Regions from separate parts of the Homo sapiens genome. Here regions 2 and 3 are each linked to region 1. Evidence: read pairs that join two places in POLR2A ChIA-PET (ENCODE). Cell type or tissue: Panc1. All regions are shown on one strand.

Region 1 (8,000 bases):
AGGAAAGATGTCCAAGATATATACTACTAGGTGAAAAAATAAGTGACAAAATAGTATCAGCCCACTTAAGTATATTATAAATGTGTTTATGTATGGGTCTGCTTCTGTATAGGTAGACATTATCTGGAAGAACATTTAAGAAACCCATATAGGGCCAGGCGTGGTGGCTCATGCCTGTAATCCCAGCACTTTGGGAGGCTGAGGCGGGCCGATCACTTGAGGCCAGGAGTTTGAGACCAGCCAGGCCAATGTGGCGAAACCCCATCTTTACTAAAAATACCAAAAAATTATCCGGGCGTGGTAGTGCATGCCTGTAGTCCCAGCTACTTGGGAGGTTGAAGCAGGAGAATTGCTTGAACCCAGGAAGCGGCGGTTTGAGTGAGCTGAGATTGCGCCACTGCACTCCAGCCTGGGTGACAGAGTAAGACTCCATCTTAAAAAAAGTAATAATAATAAAGAAGAAGAAGAAGAAGAAGAAGAAACCCATATAGGACAAATAACCTACTTGTGGTTACCTATGGAACATAGAATTGGGATAAAGGAGAGAAACCTTATTTTTCACTTTATATACTTCTATACAGCTTGATTTTTAAAAAGTACCATGAATATGTATTACTTTAGGAATTTTTTAAAATTACATTTTAAATGGATGTCATGGTTTCTAGCTCATGGGACTGTTTTGAGAATTAAAAGGGCTGACAATGAAGGAGTCTAGCCTATGCCCGACTTAAAGCTAGACCTCGGTGAATATTAATTCTGAGCCTAATACGATGCTTGGCAAGGGGTATGCTATACATCATTATTGATTGAAGAGTGAGTTCTGCTCTGAGCAAGTGTCCTAACTGCTTTAAACTTGTTTCTTTTAATTAAAATAATGTGCAAGAAAAACAGCATGCAACTCGTAGAGCTCATATGATTGCTGTGAGGATGAACATGCCATAGAGAAAGTCATCTCGGGCTTGGCTCAGAGTGCTGGGCTAAGGATTTAGTGCCACCACTCACAGGCGTGTGCCTGCAGGAAGCATATGGGTCTCAGGTTGCTGGGAGGATCAATTCAATAATGTATTCAAGGCAAGCCTTCTGTCAATGCTAAAACACTGCACCTAAGTTCAGCTGTGTAAAGGCATCATATGAAACAAACGATGCAACCCCCAGATCTTGTCCCATTCATTAAAAACAAACCAAACGAAATAAACTCAGGGGCTGGGCATGGTGGCTCACGCCTGTAATCTCAGCCCTTTGGGAGGCTGAGGCGGGTGGATCACCTGAGGTCAGGAGTTTGAGACCAGCCTGGCCAATATGGTGAAATCCCATCTCCACTAAAAGTACAAAAATTAGCCGGGCATGGTGGCGTGCACCTGTAATCCCAGCTACTCAGGAGGCTGAGGCAGAAGAATTGCTTCAACCTGGGAGGCGGAGGTTGCAGTGAGCTGAGATCGCGCCACTGCACTCCAGCCTGGAGGACAAGAGTGAAACTCCATCTCAAAAAATAAATAAATAAATAAATAAAATAAACTCAGGGAGCACTCACCGAAATGGATTACATTAAATCATTTCAATCAACTCTCTATTCTTTTTCTTCCAGAAAAAGGTGGGAGGACTTCCAGGTTCCACTTAGGATGTAGGAAGGTGGAAACGGCAGGGCTCATACCCCAACAACAAGCACATCTACAAAACCGTGGCCTTTGCAATCCCATCACAGCACTGAGGTCAACGGGCAGTCAGCCTGAAAGCTGAGGAAAGAGGCATGGCTTGGGCCTGAGCAGCAGCTTAGACGAATCAGAGCATGGAGGAAACAGGTGGCGGGTGGGGTAGGGGGTGCAGAGGAACACACAGCAGGTGAGAAGATTCCAGCCAGGACTTTTAACTGATTGACGAAAGCCAAGTGAGGGCTCTCCTGAGAGCATCGGCTCCCAGGGACTGCAGCCACAGGGAGACTTTGCACCCACTCCTGGCTCTTCTCTTTAACCTCACCAATTGCTCACAAGAAAAATGGGGGTGGGGTGGGAGGAGCAGCTGCCACTAAGGGAAAGGCCCAGAGGCCCCCAGGGAACTTCTCACTTGGGAAACGAGAGCCTTAAGCTGCTGGGGGGCAGGGGTGGGGTGGTGGAGGAGGAGCAAATCCTGCTGTCCCTGTTACTTTAATTAGTAGAAACCGAGGTTTAAAGCTGATGAAGACCCATTTTGTCTGGAGGAAAGAGGGAAAAAAGCCTTCCACTCCTGAGAGAGTGACAGGGTACCATCTGGGCCCAGGACACAGACAGTCTTCTCAGGCAGGAGGCGGGAGAAAAGGCAGGAACCCAGAGACCCCCACCCACCTCCAGACCCAGACCCAGGGGCGCAGGGTCTGCCTAAGACTGAGGATGAAGCAAGGCAACAGAGAGCAACCTTTTTGCATCCCCAGGCTGACACTCAGGGTTAGAAAGAACAGCATCTCTGTTACAGGGCAGGGGTCCCGATCCAGACCCCAAGAGAGGGTTCTTGGATCTCACACAAGAAAGAATTCAGGCAGGGCAAGTCCGTAAAGTGAAAGCAAGTGTATTAGGAAAATAAAGGAATAAAAGAAGAGCTACTCCAAGGTCTGCTGGTTGCCAATTTTGTTGGTAATTTCTTGATTATCTTAAAGATAGTGAAACCCAAGTTTCTCTTCAAAGAATCAGTATGTCAGTATGTTCAGCTATCTTATTCTTTGATTCTCCATTTTAAAGTTTAACTTCCTGGTTCTCTTCAGTCCCTCGCTTCTTGTTTCAGTAAACAACTTCCCTGTCAGTCTTAATCAGTAGTTCACATCTGTTCCCCTGGTCACCTGCTCTGTCCTGACTCATCCCGGTCACCTGCTTTGACTGAGTCACCACTGGTCACCTGCTCTGACCTAAGACACTTTTAGTTACCTGTTCCTAACTGTCCTTCCCGCCAAACTACTCACCCCGCCACTCTGGCTCACACCCTTGCCCTCTTTAAAATAGCCAATCAGAATTAGCTTAGACTGTGCAGTCCAACCCTAGCCAACAGGGGAACGACACAGCAGTAGGGGCTATCTGCCTCAGGAATAAGACCTTCTGCCCCTCCCCAGGTGTGCTCTCGCCATTGTTCCAACCAGGAGGAGCACCCTTTCTGCAGAAAGCAAAAGTTGCCTTGTGAGAAAATTAAATTTATGTTCGAGTGCTATTTCTTTATGGCACTGGGGAACAAGCATTTTGCATTTCTAACAATTATATGCTAAACAAGGGGTGGATTATTTGTGTTTCCCCTTTGTAGACCATATAGGGTAACTTCCTGTGGTTGCCATGGCATTTGTAAACTGTCATGGCACGGGTGGGAGTGTGGCAGTGAGGATGACCAGAGGTCACTCTTGTCACCATCTTGGTTTACGTGGGTTTTGGCCGGCTTCTTTACTGCAACCTGTTTTATCAGCAAGGTCTTTATGGCCTGTATCTTGTGCTGACCTCCTATCTCATCCTGTGATTTAGAATGCCTTAATCCTCTGGGAATGCAGCCCAGTAGGTCTCGGCCTCCTTTTACCCAGCTCCTATTCAAGATGGAGTTCCTCTGGTTCCAATACCTCTGACATTTCCACCAGGGGAGGGACAAGAAGGAGGGGAGAGGCATCTTCTGTGACATGCGTCACAGGAACAACCCAACACTGAGATGCAGCACCGGCCTTCAGAGAAACTCTCTGGCCACCCAGCCTGTGCCCTAGCAGGAGGTAATTCCAGAGGAATTTGAAGCTGATGGTGCACTGAGGATAATCATAGCAACAAGACTCAAACCCAGTTCAACTCCTGCCTAGACTGACCCAGCGTCTCAAGCCAAAGGTCTGGAAGGAGAAAAGGTATGCCTGTCTCAAGGCACAATACAATAAGATGTACCTCAGCCCTTGTTGGCCTATGTAGGAAGGTCAGTTTTCAACTCCAAACCACAAAACACATAACAAAGTCAAAACAAATCAGCTTACTGTTAAGAGACTAAGCAATCAGTAAAGCCAGATTTAGAAATGACCCCAGAAGTTGGAGTTATCAGAGAGGAAATTTAAAAGAACTACGATTAATATTTGAAAGTTCAAATGGAAACAGTGTGTATGTAGGTGAACAGATGTGGTATTTCAGTACAGAGATGGAAACTATTAGAGACAATCAAAGGGAAATTTTAGGGGGAAAAAAAAGAACCCATGGCAACAGAGATGAGGAATGCCATTGACAGGTTCATCAGACAGTTTCACATAGCTGAGAAAAAAACCCCAGTAAACCTGGAGATAGGTTAATAAAAATTCACCCAAACTGAAACACAGAGAAAAAAGAAATCAGACAGAAGAGAACAGCCAGGCTGGGCGCGGTGGTTCACGCCTGTAATCCCAGCACTTTGGGAGGCTGAGGCGGGCAGATCACCTGAGGTCCAGAGGTTGAGACCAGCCTGGCCAACATGGCAAAACCCCATCTCTACTAAAAATACAAAAATTATCCGGGTGTGGTGGCATGTGCCTGTAATCCCAGCTACTTGGGAGGCTGAGGCAGGAGAATGACTTGAACCCAGGAGGCGGAGGTTGCAGTGAGCCGAGATCGCGCCATTGCACTTTGCACTCCAGCCTAGGCAACAAGAGTGAAACTCCGTCTAAAAAAAAAAAAAAAAAAAAAAAAAAAAAAAAGAAGAGAACAGCCAAGAGCTGTAGGATGGTAACAGCATGTGGTCTAATATGTGTGCAATTGAAATCGCATAAAGAGAAGAGAGGAGAGAACAGACATAAGAAATATTTAAAGAGATAACAGTGAAGAACTTTCTAAAAAGCATCAAAGACCTTAATCTACATAGCCAAGAAGCTCAGAGAATACCAAGTGAGATAAATGATAAACAAAACAAAAAGCCACACCTAGACTCACCATATTCAAACTGCGGAAAACCCACAGAATAAAAAGAAAATAGTGAAGGCAGCCATGGAGGGAGGGGAGAACACATTTCAAAAAAAAAAAAAAAAAAAAGAATTATGGCAGACTTCTCTCCAGAAGATAAGAAAGCTAGAAGATAGGCTGGGCGCGGTGGCTCATGCCTGTAATCCCAGCACTTTGGGAGGCCGAGGCAGGCGGATCACGAGGTCAGAAGATCGAGACAATCCTGGCTGACACAGTGAAACCCCATCTCTACTAAAATACAAAAAAAAAAAAAAAAAAAATTAGCCAGGTATAGTGGCAGGCACCTGTAGTCCTAGCTACTTGGGGAGGCTGAGGCAGGAGAATCGCTTGAACCCAGGAGGCGGAGGTTGCAGTGAGCCAAGATCGTGCCACTGCACTCCAGCCTCGTGACAGAGAGAGACTCCATCTCAAACAAACAAATATACAACAAAAAAAAGAAAGCTAGAAGATAATGAAGTGTTTTTTTTTTTTTTTGAGACAGAGTTTCACTCTGTCACCCAGGGTGGAGTGCAGTGGTGCGATCTTGGCTCACTGCAACCTTTGCCTCCTGGGTTCAAGTGATTGTCTTGCCTCAGCCTCCCATGTAGCTGGTGGGATTGCAGGCACCCACCACCACACCCAGCTATTTTTTGTATTTTTAGTAGAGATGGGGTTTCACCATGTTGACCAGGCTGGTCTCAAACTCCTGACTTCAAGTGATCCACTTGAGCCACCATGCCCGGCCTGAAGTTATATTTTTAAAGTGAAAGAAAAAAACCCTAAACCTGTCAACTCTGAGCTCTGTACCTAGGAAAATACCTTTCAGAAATGAAGAAGATAGCGCATTATTTTTTTTGCTCAGTAAAGCAAAACCTGAGAGAATTCATTGCAAGCAGACTTGTACCAAAAGAAATGTTAAAGGAAATTCTTCAGGCAGAAGGATTAGGAAGAGATTATGGATCGACACAGGAAATAGAGTGCTAAAAATAGTAAGAATGAAAGTACAAAGAAAATGCACGTCTTTTTCTTATTTTTAATCACTAGAAGATAATTGTCTACAGCAAAAGTAGCAGCGATGAGTCGGGCACGGTGGTTCATGCCTGTAATCCCAGCACTTTGGGAGGCTGAGGCAGGCGGATCACCTGAGGTCAGGAGTTTGAGACCAGCCTGACTAACATGGTGAAACCCCGTCTCTACTAAAAATACAAAAAATAGCCAGGCATGGTGGCCGGTGCCTGTAATCCCTGCTACTCAGGAGCCTAAGACAGGAGAATTGCTTGAACCTGGGAGGCGGAGGTTGCAGTGAGCCAAGATCACGCCACTGCACTCCAGCCCCGGTGACAGAGTGAGACTCTGTCTGAATCAATCAATCAATCAATCAATCAATCAGTAAAGTAGTACCGATGTAACTGTGTTTACAGCAGGTAAATGAATGACAGCATGTGGGCTGGGAGGAATTGCGGTTCTACTGTTGTTAGCTACGCTATACATGAAGACGTCTGATATTATTGAGGGTAAATCGTGATTTGATTTGCTCTGTAGCCCCTGTATTACTGCATTGATTCACCCTTTCTTGTCCATCAACAGCTTCTTGGGAGGGTCCTGCAGCGTCCCAGCCTTTCAGGTATTGAAAAGCTCGGTGCAGTCCCGTTTGACCCTGCAGTCTCATATCCAGCTCCTGTCTTTCCTGATGGCCCCAGCACCCACCAGGCATCTTCCTGAGGGGCCTGCAATGGGAACGTCCCCTTCTTGCCTCCTCCCCGTCTCCCGGGTCTCCCTTTTTCTTCCAGCATTTTGGTGTCTGGGAGGAGGGATGGAGGAAGGGCCCAGGTCTCCGCTTACCTGGCTCTGCTGTGTGTGTCCTCCCTGGGCTTGGTAGCTGTGTGGGTGCCCTGTGTGTGTCCAAACCCCATAGGTTTGGCTGCATCCCCTCATTACCCAGTCCTCAGACTCCTGCTCGCCCTCTTCCCCATCGGGGGCTGCCCAGCCATGCCATCCACCTCCCAGCCTCCCGTGGCGAGGGCCCAAGGTGCTGAATAGTCCCCGATTCTCAGGAAGCTCAGGTGTCCCTGCTGCGAGAAACTGGGGAAGATTGCTGCTGCTAGCGGTGCCCCTCTCTGGCTTTTCATCAGCCGGCACCAACTGTCCTTTCCTCTGCTCAGATAGACTGGGGAACAGTAAGTCGGCTTCTCCAGCCACCGCCCAAGTGGGGATGAGCACAGCGTTCCTTTCTTCAGGCATCCCCCAATCTCCGTGGGACAGTCCCAGGGCTCCTCCTACCACCTGCTTTGCAGGGAAAGTTCCATTCTTTGGTAGAGGTTAGATGCACATGGGCTGGTGGTTTATGTCTTTTCTATGCCATTGAAAACACGACAGACCAGCCGACTCACTTTAGTTATTCCCCACAAATGGGCACAGACACCAAGGCAAGGATGCATAAGAGAAACCCATTAAATACCAGGAATAATGCATTTCTTTTGCCTTCCATCACTAGGTCAATTTCCATTGCTTACTATGCAACTGACAATGTAAATAATGCAACTGAATATACAAGAGTATCCTTAAAATATTATTTTGTGATTGTAGAAAAGAGAAGTTTGAGCTTCCCAATTTTTTAAACCTTATTTTCTTTTCTCCCTAAATACAAAAAGCAATGAACATTGTCAAAAATGAGGAAAGGGTATATAGAGGAGATAGAAAAATTGCAGAACCAAATTTCTTAGCCTGATGGCTAATGTCTCATGACTTGGATTCAGGCTGGGTTTCCTACTTCCAGGTGGCCCCTCTGCAGCCACGGGGGCTGCCACCGTGTACCTCTCCTGCACATCTTTGCTTATGATGAACCGTTACTGCCAAAGGGCTTCAGACTTACCACCAAAACACAGCAAGCATTTTGGTTTACATTTTCCACAAACTCTCTCTGCATATATATGCTTATGTAACTTGACTGTGCTATTTTGATTAAAGCTGTTGATGGAACAACTCAGCCAAGCCTCCCTTTCTCAGCAGCAGTAGAGGTGGCAGACTTTGATATTTCAAACCCCTCCAGGAAGAAGTGGGGTGGCAGTGCCAGCAGTGTGCTGTGTGCCGGAAGTGAAACAGCTCTGCAAACAAGCG
Region 2 (8,000 bases), 60 kb after region 1:
AATGGACAAATCTATTAAGGCAAAAAGTAGATTAGTTATTTTATAGCACAGGGTGCTGGGAAGTGACTGTTAATGGGTATGTGGCTTATTTGGGAGATGATGCAAATGTTATCAAAATTGATGATGGTGCTGGTTGCACAACTCCGCGAATATACTGAAAACCATTGAACTGTGCACTTTAATGGGGTGAACTGTACAGTATGTGATTTGTTTCTCAAGTCGTTAAAAAGTACACCATAAAATTAATAAAAATATATCAAAGTGGGAAAAGGCATTTGTCTGTAATTGAAAAGGAAAGAATACTTAGAATATGTAAGGAAATACTGCAAACCAACAAGACAAGGATACGAACAGGCAATTTACAGAAGAAAAAAACTCAAAGAATAACAATCATGTGAAGAGATACTTCAACTCCCCTACAGAAAGAAATGCAAATTAAAACTATAATGAGACTTCACTTTATTAGACTGGCAAAAATTGGAAGAATAGCAGCTGGATAGTGCTCATGTTGGCAGGGCTGTGGCCTACGGGGACCCCCATGCTCTGATGTTAGGAGGGTAGACTGGTACATTCCTTGAGAGATCAATCTGGAAGAGTTCAGGTAAGCATGCCCTTGGAATTCCGTGGGATTCTGTGGAATTTATATGCACACGCATACCACCACCAATCTTCTCTGTGTCGATGAGGGCATAGCTCAGTGTGTTTATCTGTATGTGGTGGGGTATGAAGACAACTGGGCACCCATCACTTGGGGGGTGATGAGATAGAATGTGGCAGACACCACAGGGATCTGTATAGTCCTTCCAATCGATGGAGGAGGGGTGCACTTAGCCACATGAATGCACCTTTGTGCAGTATGAAAAAATTAAGCAGCAGGCTGGGCACGGTGGCTCACGCCTGTAATCCCAGCTCTTTAGGAGGCCGAGCAGGGCAGATCACCTGAGGTTAGGAGTTCAAGACCAGCCTGACCAACATGGTGAAACCCCATCTGTACTAAAAATACAAAAATTAGCCTGGCATAACCTGGGAGACAGAGGTTGCAGTGAGCTGAGATTGCACCATTGCATTCTAGCCTGGGCAACAAGAGCGAAACTCTGTCTCAAAAAAATAAAAAAAAAGAAAAAAAAAAGAAAAAATTAAGAAGCAGCTAGGCAAGGCAACCTTATTTGTGGAAGTCATACAGGTACACACCAAGAAACAGGCACTTTCTAAGGTTACATCTAAATAACAAGATGCATATTATCCATTGGCCTGGTTGCCTAGGATGGGGTGGTTAAAAAGGAGTGAAAAGAGGCAAAATAAATAATAAGATGAGAGAAGGGAGATTAAAAAATACTTTATACGGTTCTAGTCTTCCCACTGTCTAGAGAAAGCAACCTATGAGCTTTTCTTCACACACCTCTTTCTAGTTTAACCCATTTGTGCCTGAGGTTGCTATTTTTTGAGTTTTTGCAATCAGACCTTGGCAATGACCTTGAGCAGTAGGGAATAAATAACTCCCATATGCTCAGTGTTCCAATAATGGAACACTAGGCATACATATGTTTTAATGAGCTCAAGTGGCCCCTCTAGAACTCTTTTTTTTTACAATGCCCATTCCCAGGCCAGAGCTTTGCAGCTTCTTTTTCTGTTGGTCTGGGGTAGGAACCTAAATTGTGTATTTTTAACAGTCTCACTTTGTGATTCTGACATAGGTGGCCCTTAGTCCATTTGAGAAGCTGATCAAGACCGACTTTGACTTCCCTGTTTTGGACATGTCCACCCCTTGCTCACTGCTGCTGGACTTGGCCTTGGTCTGATCTGTGCTGTCTCATCTTGCCCCTCTAGGATCGGCTGTCTGCTCTGCACTAACCCAGCCGCTAGCCTGGTCCCTGTTCTGGCTTTGCTGGGTGGACGTGGCATTGGCCCTGACCATCTGCCTTGCTGGCCTTCATTACAGCCAGACCCCCACTCAGGGCTCGCAGCTCCTGTGGTCTCATCCCCAAGAACCAAGACAGGGCAATGTCTCTTACTGCCTGTAAGAGCTTGTCGTCCAGGCCTGGAGCAAGAGCCACTGTGGACCCCAGAGCCACAGGAACGCCTCTGCCTGCGGCGGATGCCTGGCCAGGCTGAGGCACGCGTGGGAAAGTGCTAATCAGGACTTTTCTCTCTGGGTGGCTCGCACCATCCTGGCAGAAAGGCAGTGGGTCACTGTGTGGCCACACAGCCCAGAGCCATTCAGGGGGCAGGAGGGAACATGCAGAGCGGAAATGAAATGTCCCCTCTCAGAGCTGCCAGGCCAGATGACGTGCCCCGAACAGTCGCGACTTTCTTTGTGAGGACCAGGGCTGCATAATGCGCATCCCCGAATAGAGCCCCGTCACCCGGGAGACAGAGGCCTTTTCTTTCGCAGGCTGGTGACTTCACTGTACATTCCCAGGCCGCGGGAAGCACTGGGAAGCCTCTCTTCCGCCAGGCCTCGGACAATGCCGGGGAAGCAGGGGAGGCGCTCGCGGGGGCCTGGACATGGGCAGCGCCGGCGGAGAGAGGTCCACATTGCCACGCTGGTCATGTCGAGCCCAGGCTGGCCACAAAAACGGCCTCTGTGAATGGGGATCAGCGGGGCAGGGGCTGGTTTCCTTTCACCCCTCCATGAAGAGGAGGCTGAGATGGAAAACAGCAGGCGAAGAAGGAGCTGGGGAGCCGGGGTTGGATAAGCACAGGCCCAGCGCTCCATCACACGCTGACTGTCCCCTGGCAGGGACTGGAATGTACATGAACGAGTTCTGGAAGCTCTAGAGACTGTCTTCTTAACTGTAAAAGGAGCTCCCAATGGCCACTTATGGGATGGCTATGGGATTAAATTTCACTAAGTGCATAATAGTCCTTGCAAGATAAGTTAGGAATTCTTCAATAGACACTGCCCCAAAACTGTACTATGGGCCAGACAATTAGCCCTTATTAATATCAATGGATACAATCTTAAGAATAGTTTGCAGCCAGGCGCGGTGGCTCAAGCCTGTAATCCCAGCACTTTGGGAGGCCGAGGTGGGCAGATCACGAAGTCAGGAGATCGAGACCACGGTGAAACCCCGTCTCTACTAAAAATATAAAAAGTTAGCCGGCGGCAGTGGCGGGTGCCTGTAGTCCCAGCTACTCAGGAGGCTGAGGCAGGAGAATGGCGTGAACCCGGGAGGCGGAGCTTGCAGTGAGCCGAGATCGCGCCACTGCACTCCAGCCTGGGTGACAGAGCCAGACTCCGTCTCAAAAAATAAAATAAAACAAAATAAAAATAAAAAATAAAAAAAAAACTTTGCAAAACAGATTTTCTTATTTCATCTCATGGGCCCACTTTGCAGTTGAAGACATTGAAACTCAGATGGTTTAGGTAAGGTACCCACCCAGCGCACAGGAATTGGCAGATCTTTCATCTCCAAGTTCAGTGATTCTTCCCCTGTGCCAACGATGTGTCTTTTCTATGTCCCAATAGTTTACCCAACTGGGAATTCTGCCCTTTCTGGAAAATTTGACCTAGCCTCTGCTCAACACAGAAGTGATTCATTTTCAGATCACCGTCCGCGGACAGCCCCTACATTGTCTGGCCTGACCTATTTCTCCTCCCTCTACTCAGGGCAGATGGAAAATTTTCTTCCCAGCTGTGCCTTCTCTTTGAGATTGCCCACCACTCTTCTGATGGCCTGATTTGAGACTATCCCCTCTGCTGTATACCCAGCATTGGCGAGGCCAGGTCAGGCAGGCATCCAACCTCAGCCACGGAATTCAACCAGCAGCTGTGCACTCATGCAGCTGGCAGCTTCAGAGGACAAATGCTAGCATTTCCTCCAATTCAGGGGGCTTCTTAGAGTTTAATTCTCACTGACTTCTCTTGGCACTGGGCAGGACGAGGGTCTTAGTACAGTGACCCTGGAGTGCTAGCCTTTATTGTGGTCTTTAACATGACTGGTCCTGCAGAGATCCATGTGGTAGAAGAAATTCCAGCCCTTCATTATCATTTGGGCCCTTTTCTTTTCTAACAGGTGAGTGTATGATGGTCACTGGCACTATGATTGACTGACAGAAGAACACCAGAGACACTCAATAGAGGAGGGCATGGGGACCAGGTGTCTACCTAAGGCAGGAGATGGCCCAGCATGTGCTTTCTAGAAGCTCAGAGCAGCACACACTGAGCCTGCAGGTGGCTGACCTCTCCCGCCAGGAGCGAGAAATCTGCCAGGTGTCAGGAGCTGCTCTGCATCTGGAGCACATCAGGCATCTCCAGATGTGGGGTACCCTTTGCCATTAAAGAAACTGATATTCTCTTACTGGGCCTGCTGTCATCTTTAGTCAATCATCTTCAATGATCATCTTACATTGGTCATGAGCCACGGCAGGCAAGGAAGTGGGAGCAGCATGACATGGTGAAGAGGTCTGAGGCGGGAGTCCAGGCTCTGCAGGAGGGCATCTGGTCTTGAATCCTGTCCTAACACAAACTGTGTGAGCTCTGTCAAGTTCCCTTTGCTTCTCTAGATTGTAGATCTCTCTTCTGTGAAAGGAGCGTGTTTGTTTCCTATTGCTGCTTGTGTAAGTCAAGGTTCTTCAGAGGAACAGAACAATAGGATTCATATATATATATGTATATAATTTTTTAAAGGTATTGGCTCATGTGGTTATGAGGCCTGACAAGTTCCTAGATCTGTAGTTGGCAAGCTGGAGACCTGGGAGAGCCAAGAGTGTAGTTCCAGTCCAAAAGCTAGCAGGCTCGAGACCCAAAAAGAGCTGACGTTGCAGTTTGAGTCCAAAGGCAGAAAAAAATCAAACAAACAATGCCCCAGCTCAAAGGCAGTCAGGCAGGTGGAAGTCTTCCCTTACTCGAGGGAGAGTCAGCCTTTTTGTTCTATTCTGGCTGTCAACTGATTGGATGAGGCCCACCCGCATTAGGGCAGGCCGTCTGCTTCACTCACTGGACTGATTCAAATGCTGATCTCATCCAGAAACATCTTCAAAGACACACCCGGAATAATGTCTGACCAAATGTCTGGGCACTCTGTAGTTGATGAAGTTGATACATAAAATTAACTACCACACTAACTTTGTCTAAGAAGTGTTCTTTCTACTACAATTACGCTCATTCTCCCTCTGGCAAGTTATGAGGAAAATCAACCAAAAGCCAGACACTAGGCTTAGTGTTTGGTCCTAAAATAACTCAGGACAGGTTTCTAGAACAGCTAGATTTGAAGAAAAGAGCTGACTGCAGGGGGCTCCTCCTTCATGTGTTAAGGCCTTATTCTGATGTGAAAGACAAGGATGAAATGGGAAGATGTCCAATGAAGATGCCATATTTCTAATATGGAGAGCAGAAGCCAAATGGGAGAGAATGGACAGAAATTCCAGTTAGAGTTTTGAGAAAACAAACATTCTAGGCAACCAAACAACACACCAACCAACCAACCAACCAACCTATCCACCCACCCACTAACCAACTAACTAACCAGCCAACCTACTCCCCCATACCCACCAACCAACTAACCAACCCACCCTCCCACCAACCAATTAACCAGGCAACCCACTCACACCCCTCCCCTCCAACAACCAACAAACCAACCACCCCCTATACAAACAGCTTTTGGTTGCACATAACCAAAGCTGTTGTTGAGTGGGAAGTGGAGATTGTCTAATTAATAATCTGTTTTATTCTTTTTCAGATCACGTTGCACAGGGTACATAAAGCTGAATCATCTGGGGGAAGTTTGCTAAAGACACAGAATGCAAAGCCCCATCTCACTCTTCTTGAATCAGAATGGCTGACTGTGGTGCTCAGGAATTTGCATGTTTAATAAGTTTTCCCCGGGTGATTCTAATGAATGCAACTTGAGTACTGTTTAGTATATGCTGAGTATACCTGGAGCTTTGATGTGCTGCAGGGATTAGAAGAGTTTTCTGATTTTGACCTTCCCATTTTGAAATAAGTAGATTCACCATTTTTTTTTTTTTTGGGATGGAGTCTCACTCTGTCGCCCAGGCTGGAGTGCAGCGGCGCGATCTCTACTCACTCACTGCAACCTCTGCCTCCTGGGTTCAAGAGATTCTTCTGCCTCAGCCTCCTGAGTAGAGATGGAGTTTCGCCATGCTGGCCAGGCTGGTCTCGAACTCCTGACCTCGTGATCCACCCACCTCGGCCTCCCAAAGTGCTAGGATTACAAGCGTGAGCCACTGTCCCCCGCAAGTAGATTCACTTTTACATGACAAAGAAGACTTTGTCACTCCTCCTCCCATTCATTAGTCACTAATTCAAAGAGGAAGTTGGGACCAAAAGTCATGCATCTGAGAGGCTGCCATGATTTCTCCCCAAAACACATTGGCAGGTGTAAAATTATTGAATGAACCCATCCCACATGTGGGCTGTGTTTCTGGCTGGGTTTGACCCACATGCATGTCTGTGGGCTGCTCTGTCTAGACTCTTCAATATTCCAGCCACATTTTGTGCCTTAGAATGAAATTGCTGTCGAGATATTGATCTCCGTTTTTGTCGGGGTGCAGGAATTTTATTCTATGTTGTCAGGATCCCCTCTGGATGGTGTAATAATATTGTGAGATAGTTCTTTAGCATATCTTTAAATCTTCATATTTATTTTGAAAAAATTAGAAATTTTAGAAATATGCATTCATTTTTTGCACCATCTAGAATTAACAACTGATAGTATTTTGACTTATTGGCTTCCTTTTTTAAATAAAAAATTAAAATATTACAGATATAGCTTATGTCCTTGTACTTATCAGATCTACCACCCCTACTTCAATTCCATTTTCTTCTCATCTTGCCAAAGCCACCTACTCTCCAAAGCTTGGCACATGTCCCTTTGTTCCATTTGAAAATAATTTAAATACATATATCCACATGTACACAGTATCTAGTATTGTTTTCGTGTTTTCAAAATTTCTCACACACATGGCATAAACTTTTTCTTATCATTCTGTATCTTGTCTTTCTCACTCAGTCTTTGGCTCTTGAGTCTATGCATAGAGCCATGTGTGGATCTAATGCATCTCTTCGAACAGTTGAACCTTGGAGACCTACACTTATTTTATTCATGCATTCCTACACCGATGGACATTGGCACCTGGTTTCCTCCGCTGCAGATAATGCTACATTAAACATCTCCGTACATATCACTTTGTGCATAGAGTTTCTCTAGCATATAGAACTAAAAGTTAAATGGCTACACTATAGAGCATGCACATTTTAAATTATCATAGATATTACAGAAACACTCTGCAAAATGACTAACAGAATTTATTTTCCCACCAGCAGTCTATGAGAAGGGCATCCTTCCCCCTCCACTTTTGCTGATGCTATGTACAATTTATCTATTTTTTTTTTTTTTTTTTGAGAGGGCGTCTAGCTCTGTCACCCAGGCTGGAGTGCAGTGGCTCTATCTCGGCTCACTGCAACCTCCGCCTCCTGGGTTCAAGTGATTCTCCTGCTTTAGTCTCCAGAGCAGCTGGGATTACAGGTGCCCGCCACTATGCCCAGCTAATTTTTGTTTTTTCTTTTAGTAGAGAGGGGGTTTCACTGTGCTGGCCAGGCTGGTCTTGAACTCCTGACCTTGTGATCTGCCCGCCTCAGCCTCCCAAAGTGCTGGTATTACAAACATGAGCCACTGCCCGGCCAGTTTACCTAATTTTTGTCAATCTGATTGATGAAAATGATGCCTTGCTGTTGTTTTGCTTTTTGGGTTTCACTAATAATTGTTGAGACTGAGCATGTTTTATAGGTGTTTATAATACTTTTTGATGAGTAATTCATTATCCACTCCTCTAGGTTACAGATTAGATAGAATTTGTAAGTGATAAACTGTTTATACTTTTAAAAAGACTATTTTATTATAAAATAATCAGTGATCACCATTAAAAAATTAAAACTTTACAAATTTATATGAAGTTAAATGTAAAATCCTCTGTTCCTCTTAACCCATTCCTACAGCTGGTGACCAAGTGGCTTATTGTCCATGAAGGGAGGTTTG
Region 3 (8,000 bases), 180 kb after region 1:
GCTCTGAGCCTCCTGTTGCTTCAGGGGGCTGGAGGCAGGCTGGTGGGAGAAGGTGTCTGAATCTCAGGTGATGCCCAGCAGTGAGACCACAGCAGAGAGCAGCCTGGAGGGCTTAGGACATGCGAGGGCCTCCGGCAATACCCTACAGTCAGGTGACCCTCCACAGCTTCCTATGGGATGGGCTAGGCTTGAGCCACTTGGGATATTAAAGGGACAGATGAGGCCTGGGAGGCTGGGGGACTTGGGTCCAGCAGAGCAGAACATTCAGGCTCCATGCTGTTTTGATGAGAGACACAGGGAACCCTGGCCTGGGCTGGGAGGAGGTGGAGGCATTCATGGGAGAACAGGTCAAGGAGGGCACTAGCTACAGGAGGAGCAGGGAGGGCATTTCAGGCAGAGGGAAGAGCAAATGTGAAAGGCGTGAGCTGGAAAACTTGGTGAATTTGGGGGACTATGAGAGGAGAGTTCATGGAGGGGAGAGGCCTTGGCTGTGGCAGGAGAGGTTGGAAGGGAAGACACAGGAAATATAGCTGGGGCTGGAGCAGGAACTGGGTCCACGGCCAACTTTGTTTCAAGATCAGAGAAATTTGAGCAGAATAGGCTGATGAAAGCAATGGAGCAAAGAGTGCAGTGAGAAAGGCTGGAGACACAGGAGAGAGGAGACTGGGTGCGTGAGCTCAGGAAGGTGGAGGGCTGGTGGGAAGGCCAATCCCAGAGCACAGATGCCTCCTCCACTGTGACAAGGAAGGAAGGGGAAGCAGCAGAGGGGAGATGCAGGGGGGTCTGTGGGTTTGCAGTAGGAAGGTGAAGGAGGTCCCAGCTCCTAGTTTCTGTCTTCTCTGTAAAGTAGGAGTTGAGGTCATCTGTTGAGAGTGAAAGATGAGGTGGGGAAGGTCATCAGAGGTGAGAGGCTCAGGGAAGCCAGGAGAACGGGGGTTGTTGGCAGGGTTGCAGTCAAAGTCCACCAAGCCAATGGCAGCAGTGTGGGAAGGGAGTCATGGAGTCTTTGCTGCTTTCAATCAAATGCCCAGTGGTGCCACTTCCCTTCCTCATCTGGCCATGAGCAAGTGGGAGGAATACTGGGCTGGATGCGTCAAGGCAGAGGGGGTGCAAACCCCAGGTCTCAACCCTGTCTCAGAGAAGGGGCCTCTGAGACATTAAGCAGCAGCCACGTAGCATGGCTGCAGGGAAATGGTGAGCTCAGGGAGTGACGCCTGCCGGTAAGGGACGTGTTGCAGAGGATGTTCTGATGGGAAGTGGAGGCCTGGGTCATTCGTTCAGCAGGAGTGCAGGATGCAGAGGGCATGGGAGGCTGAGGAGGGAGGACAGATGCAGGTGCCCAACAAGGGACAAGGAGTCACAGGACACAATGGGATCAGGCTTGGGATGAGGACGATGGGGCTGGGAAGTGGGGGACTCCAGGCTGCTGGAGAAGAGGCAGTTCCCTGGGAGGAGCGAGCTGGCTGATGGTACCCTGCCTGGCAGTAGGGGCCAGCAAGGTGCCAGTGGGCCCCTGTCCCAGTAGCTGCAGGCTCCCTGAGCTCACCCCAGGAGATGGTTGGGGAGCGCAAGGGAGGATACCCAATGGCTCGCCCCTGCTCTAGTGCCGGGTGGGGAGGGAGGCCAGCTGAGGTGGAGGGAGCAGGTCCCACCTGCTTCTTCTGACTCCTAGGATTGGGCACCAAGGAGCGCCAGGGCTGATGTTCCCACCTGCTTCTCCTGACTCCTAGGATTGGGCTCCAAGGAGCACTAGGGCTAATGTTCCCCAGGGTTATCTTATCTGCCCATTGGCATCAATGAGCCGTAAAGTGGACCTCAGCAATCTCTCTGCTCTGGGCCAGGTATGCGTGGGCCACTTCTCCCAACAGTGTCAGGTGACATTGTCCATCCTACAAATGAGGAAAATGAGGCCTGGGCAGGTGGGTCACATGCAAACGGTCCCACAGATGGCCAGAGCTGGTGCAGCTGAGACCCAGGTGTGCTAGGCCGAGAAGCACCCGCCCTTCTTCTTCCCACACTCACCCTCCTGGGCTCTGCACGGGGCTCTCTCTGGTTGCTCCGAAGTCCATGCTTGCTGGGCTCTTGGTTTGCCTTTGCTTTTTCTCTGGTTTGTTTGGGACATGGTTGAACTTACCTCACCAGCAAAATGTGTACTTTCACCTTAGGCTTCGGGTCCACTGCGGGTGATGCTGGGGATAGGCTGGGACTGGCTGGCTCGCTCAACTTTTTGAGATCAGTAATGAGAGAACAGTGGGCCTGATTCAGGGAAGGCAGCAAGGTGTGATGAAGCTCCCTGGGCTGAATGGAAGGAATTGGTTTGGAGAGCCAGCTGTGGCTCTAGGAGTGGCCATCTGACAGTGGATGGGGAGGGGAGGCAGCCATACCAACCCCTGGCCCAGCAACGCAGGGCCAAGCGAGTTGACATGCTGGCCCCTCTCCCTTCCTGCCCTTTGATCTCCTGCCAGGGCCTCCAGCTGGCCAAGCCCACGCTGTCTGCTGAAGCAGACTCAGGGTGAAGACAGGGAGGCTGGACCTGCAGGGGCTGCTGGAGAATACCAGCACAGGCTTCCAGGCCACGCCATTGATTCAATTATTTTACAGCCTTAATTAGGTTCTGACGTTAATCATATATTTCCTTCTAGCTTGCTACAGATTCTTCATCACAGCAGCGTTACGAGTATTATAAATTTAGTACCCATCTGGATAGTTAAGGATTTCATAAAAAGCACACTATTCTATCCTGAGGGTTCTTTCTTCTGAATTTTTCCCTTCCCACAGCTTGTAATCCTGTAAGAGGGTTACATGAAACCAGAGACCGGTTTCATGGAAGACAGTTTTTCCATGGATGGTAGGGGGACAAGGATGGTTTTGGGATGAAACTGTTCCACCTCAGATCATCAGGCATTATTTAGATTCCCCTAAGGAGCATGCAACCTAGATCCCTCATATGTGCTGTTCACAACAGGGTTCGCGCTCCTGTGAGAAACTAATGGCGCTGCTGATCTGACAGGAGGCGGAGCTCAGGTGGTCATGCTCGATGACCCGCCACGCACCTCCTGCTGTGCAGGTGGAATTAATTTTAATGCTATTTTTATTTAGCTTGATATATTCAACATATCATTTCAACATAAAATCAATATAAAGAATTTATCGAGGAGATATTTTACATTCTCTTTTTCATACACAATCTCTGGAACCTGGTGGGTGCGTTACCCTGGCAACACAGCTTGGCTTGAACGTGCCCCCTTCCCAGTGCCCAGCGGCCCTACGGGGTGAGTGGCTGCTGTGTTGGGCGGCACAGGTGTGGACTTTGTTCCTGCCACTCTAATACCCACGCGTCCCTCCTTGATCTTCTCTCTGCCCAGGCTACTGTCAAAGAAGGGCTCCTTGCCAAGAGTTCCCCTCCCTGCCTGCTGCACAAAATAAAAACAGGAGACCTATTTGAGAATGTGCACACTTAACTTTGGTGTCTCTGGAAGCCAAGTAGCTGAGCCAGGGTGACAGTGAGGACGATTTGGGTTAAGGAATCTCCCTCTTTGAGGGGAAAAATGTAGATGAACTCTTTGCAAACCTACAATAATTTTCCTTCCTCTTTCTTCAAAGCAAAGGAGCAATTGTTCTCCCTGTGGTCCACAGCAGAGGGCACCTGTGGAGTAGTGATAACCTGTGTGCTTTGGAGTCAGACAGGACTGGGTTCCAATTCTAGCTCTGTCATCTTTAGCTGTGTGACCCTGGGCAAGTCACCTGACCTCTCTGAGTTTCAGTACCTTAATCTATAAACCTTGAAAAACATACCTACATTTTATGTGGTTCGTGATAATTTACTGAATTGACATATCTAACTTGCCACACACACACAGTACAGGCTCAGCAGATGGTAGCCCCTGTTCTACGTTGGTGAAAAGCAGGTCAGAGAATAGAAAGGAGAAAGTAAATGTTAGACCCAGTACGCCTATCTTCTGAGGATGAGCACAGATCTTCCGGGTCCGAAGGTCAAAAAGATGATGTCACACAGCCCTGGTGGATGGGGAAAAGTCTTTGGCTTAGAAATGCTGGAGTGATTTGAGAGGGACGGCTCTCCACTCGATAAATCATGTCTTATGACAGCTCCAGGGGAGTCTATGGGAACAGTAGCTGCTGAGCTCTGTGCCAGATCCGGCGGCTTCTGTATCAGAAAGACAGCCCAGAGGATGCCACGCGGGAATCAAAAGAGCGAGAGTTACAGGAAGGATGAGTCAGAGCGAGCCAGGGCGAACAACAGTCGTCTGTTCCTTGAGACATGCCGAGGCGCTGGAATCACGCTGTCCCACCACGCGGCGCCTGCTCCTTTCCTGAGCCCTCCCTGACTGCACTGCAGAGCCATGGAATTGTTTTTCTTTTTTAATCACTTGGGTAAATAGATGCTGTGTGTGGCTGTTTAAAAAGTAAAGAACAATCAATTGCAATCCCATGTTAGCGGGTAAAGGAGAGGAGGACTATGGGGAGAAAAAAGGCGAAATGTAAAAATATAAAGAGAAATCATAAAGATCATCTACATGGGTTCCAACTTGTCCAGCCTTTGTGAGCAAATAGGGTGTTTTGCTTTCCCCACGTGGTAGAAATCCATCTCAAAGTAATGGAATATTCTTTTTTTTTTTTTTTTTTTTTTTTTTGAGACAATGTCTTGTTCTGTTGCCCGGGCTGGAGTGCAGTGGCGCAATCATAGCTCTCTGTATCGTTGACCTCCCGGGCTCAGGGGATCCTCCCACCCCAGCCTCCCGAGTAGCTAGGACTCTAGGCACACATGCCCAGCTAATTTTTGTAATTTTTGTAGAGACAGGGTTTCACCATGTTGTTCAAACTGGTCTCTAACTCCCGGGCTCAAGCAATCTTCCCACCTTGGCCTCCCAAAGTGCTGGGATTACAGCTTTGAGCCACTGCACCCAGCCCCGCATATTCTTTTAAAGGTATTCATTGAGTAGACTGAAGAGTTAACTGACCCTATTATGAACCTGCATTGCTTCCTCTCTTCTCCTCCCTCACCCCATGTCTTGGCTCTGTTTTCCTCCATGATGGCGTCATTCCCAGGCAGGAGACAGCAGTGCGAGGCTCACAGTGTCCTTGCACTACCATCCAGACAAAACAACAGTGGCTTTCCTTCCCAGGGTCCCTCTTGGCTCCTCTGCAGCCGTTTCTGCCCCCTTGGGCTAGTGTCAAGGTGGGAGAGGGAGACAAGATTCACAGATTGGCTCCAGTTGATCAAATGCCCACCTCTGGCTGGTGACGTGTGCAGCAGATCCATGTTCAGCAGCAACACACACCTCAAGTGGGAGAAAGCAGCTCTGCAACAGAAGGAGGGGCTGCCATGCGAAGAAAGGAAGGAGTGGGTGTCCCAGCTCCTGGGAGCGCATCTCCAGGGTCCCTGGAACATGGTTTAGGGGACCCTGGTCTCTCCTCTTCTAATATATTTTGCAAATAAGAAGGCTGAGGCCAAAGAGGAGAAACAAAATATAGCTGTAGATCCTCATTATTTGCCAATTCTGTATTTGTGAGTCGGCCTTACTTGCTAACATTTATGTGTGATCCTAAAGTGAACACTCGGCACTCTTGTGATCACCAGTAGACATGGACAGGGCAGTGATCAATTTGAATCTTCCCGTGCACATTTTCCAACTAAGGTCAGCTAAGGCAACACTGTCTTCTTGTTTCAGCTCTCCTACGGGAAACAAGTGTCCTTTTCAGTCTATCGAGTGCCCTGTTTTTAACATTTTCGTCCTTTTAGTTGGTGATTTTGCTCTTTAAAATGGCCCCCAAGGGTAGTGCTGAAGAACTTTCCATATTCATAGCACAAGAAGGCTGTTACATGTCTTGGGAAAAAAACACATGTGTTAGGTAAACCCTGCTCAGGCATTCATTGTAACTCTGCTGGCTGTGAGTTCAACGTTAATGAATCAATAATCTATACTAAGTGAGGTGTCTTTACACGGAAACACACACAAAACAAGGTTGTGTATTGAGGAAAGTGTTGTAACCAGAGGCTCACAGGAACCTAACTTTGTGTTTTCCTTAGGAGCAATGGTTCAGTATGCACGAGTTCAGTGTTCACAGTGACTTTATAGACCGGAGCTACAGCAAATAATGAGACCCAAACAAAAGGTCCTCGAGGCCACCCAGAGAGTCATTGACTAAGCCAGGACTCTGAGAGTTTGGAGTCCACTGCTTTCGCATACTGCCATATATAATGTGGGGTAGAGATAAGGAAGACAAAACAAAGCAAGATGTGAGAAGATTGAGGGGAAGGAAGGGGAGACAGCAGTTGAGCAACCAGGGAAGTGAATGTCTATGAGGCACAGTCGTAGATTCAATGGCTCTCAGGCAGGTCAGGCTCATCACACCAAGCTATTCCAATGGCTTGGACACCAGCATCATAAGATTGTATAGGGGATAAGACTTACCTGCCTCGAATATCGTAATTGAGCCTTCGTCTAGAAGTTGTATAAACCTAGGCCGTAAGTTTCAACACAACTCAAAGAGAAGCACCTCAGGACATTCACAAATGCTTTCGAGAATGTGAAGCCTTTGGTTAACAACATCCCCTGGTTTAGGAAAATAAGAGAGGTGAGAGAATATTTATAAATATAAACTATAACATTTAAATTAAATATGTACGTGTTCTCTGTGTTGCCATCAAAGTTTCTGAGTCTGTTTAACAAAAGGGGTGGGGAAATTTCCCGCAGGATTTTGGTGTTTGCATGAATACTTATTTTCAAAGGAGAGCTGGTTAGTAAACTCCAGGCTGTGTAGGAATATCATAGAAATTGCTTGCTGTTAGAAATTGTTGTTAAAGTGCTTGATGCGGAGAACTACAGTTATTAAACTTGCAGTTGTAAATTATGCATGTCACAGGTGAGTGAATTTACTCACCAAGCTGTGGCATGATTAAATCATGGACTTTACCTTTGCTGATTCTGTCATATTGATTCCACCAATACATCAAACTGGACATTGTTGTAAGTCACAATCCGACATGAAAGTCTCCTCCTTGGAAAAGTTATTCTGACAAGTAAATAAGTGAGTGATACTAGCAAATTAATATTGGAATATAATTTACATTTCAAAGCACTTTTCTTTCACTCATATTTTGTTTGATTCTCTGCTCTTTAAAACTATGATTCCAAAGTTTAAATTTCAATATCTTAGAAACTGTCGTTCTTTACCCAAAGAAAATGATCTGCTTTTATTTTCAAACTTCAGAATTTATTTATTTATTTGAGACAGAGTCTCGCTCTGTCACCCAGGCTGGAGTGCAGTGGCACGATCTCGGCTCACTGCAAGCTCCGCCTCCCGGGTTCATGCCATTCTCCTGCCTCAGCCTCCCAAGGAGCTGGGACTACAGGCGCCTGCCACCATGCCCGGCTAATTTTTTGTATTTTTAGTGGAGATGGGGTTTCACTGTGTTAGCCAGGATGGTCTCGATCTCCTGACCTCGTGATCCGCCCGCCTCGGCCTCCCAAAGTGCTGGGATTACAGGCGTGAGCCATCGCGCCCGGCCCAGAATTTATTTTTAAAAGAACATGTTTACTTCGTTTTCTCAGGAGTTCTAAAAGATTAAAATATGGATGAATAGAAAACTCACGGATCTGAAATTAAATACGTGCTTGGATCTTAAAGTGTGCTGTGTAGCCTTAGCCTTATTTAGCAATTTAGTAGATATATTTGTAATTTCTTACATAGATACACAGACTGTCAAAGGATCTTCATTTTGGCTTTTGTTGGGCTTATTCTCTGAGATTTCACATCTGCCGTCATTAAAGATAGCTGCAGGTTTTATCTAGAATTAGCATCTCGTTCAATTCATCAACCTTTTTTTCCAAAGCAAATCTTGGTTTTTCTCATACATTAGCCTTAGGATGGCAAGCATTTGGAAAGTGCTTATGTTGACGTTTTAAGACTCAAGACCTTCAGTGTGGGGGCTCAAGGAAGGGCCCTGCCTCAGACTGAGCTGCTTTCAAACCAGGCAT

What was found. Peaks named below come from ENCODE experiments on the same cell type or tissue, not always from the same donor. Only the 100,000 strongest peaks of a DNase experiment are listed, where the experiment ranks them.
Region 2: POLR2A ChIA-PET joins it to region 1 with 15 read pairs; 3 of 35 experiments call an interaction of 5 or more read pairs at or near these places.
Region 3: POLR2A ChIA-PET joins it to region 1 with 16 read pairs; 2 of 35 experiments call an interaction of 5 or more read pairs at or near these places.

Annotation. Positions count from the first base shown.
Region 1 is chr2:235,439,282-235,447,281 of GRCh38, reverse strand. No RefSeq gene overlaps it. Among named protein-coding and RNA genes, the nearest start is that of AGAP1, 51 kb to the left of the region's middle. In Panc1, no CTCF peak of the experiment used is centred here; no DNase peak of the experiment used is centred here.
Region 2 is chr2:235,379,212-235,387,211 of GRCh38, reverse strand. LOC105373941 (a long non-coding RNA gene) reads left to right here and starts at 6,151. Exons shown (of 3, transcript XR_924010.2): 1 at 6,151-6,181; 2 at 6,975-7,139; 3 at 7,961-8,000. In Panc1, no CTCF peak of the experiment used is centred here; no DNase peak of the experiment used is centred here; H3K27me3 peaks cover 387 bases.
Region 3 is chr2:235,260,011-235,268,010 of GRCh38, reverse strand. No RefSeq gene overlaps it. Among named protein-coding and RNA genes, the nearest start is that of AGAP1, 230 kb to the left of the region's middle. RefSeq lists enhancers at 4,072-4,366, 4,092-4,386. In Panc1, no CTCF peak of the experiment used is centred here; a DNase peak (open chromatin) is centred at 4,220; H3K4me3 peaks cover 695 bases; H3K27ac peaks cover 627 bases.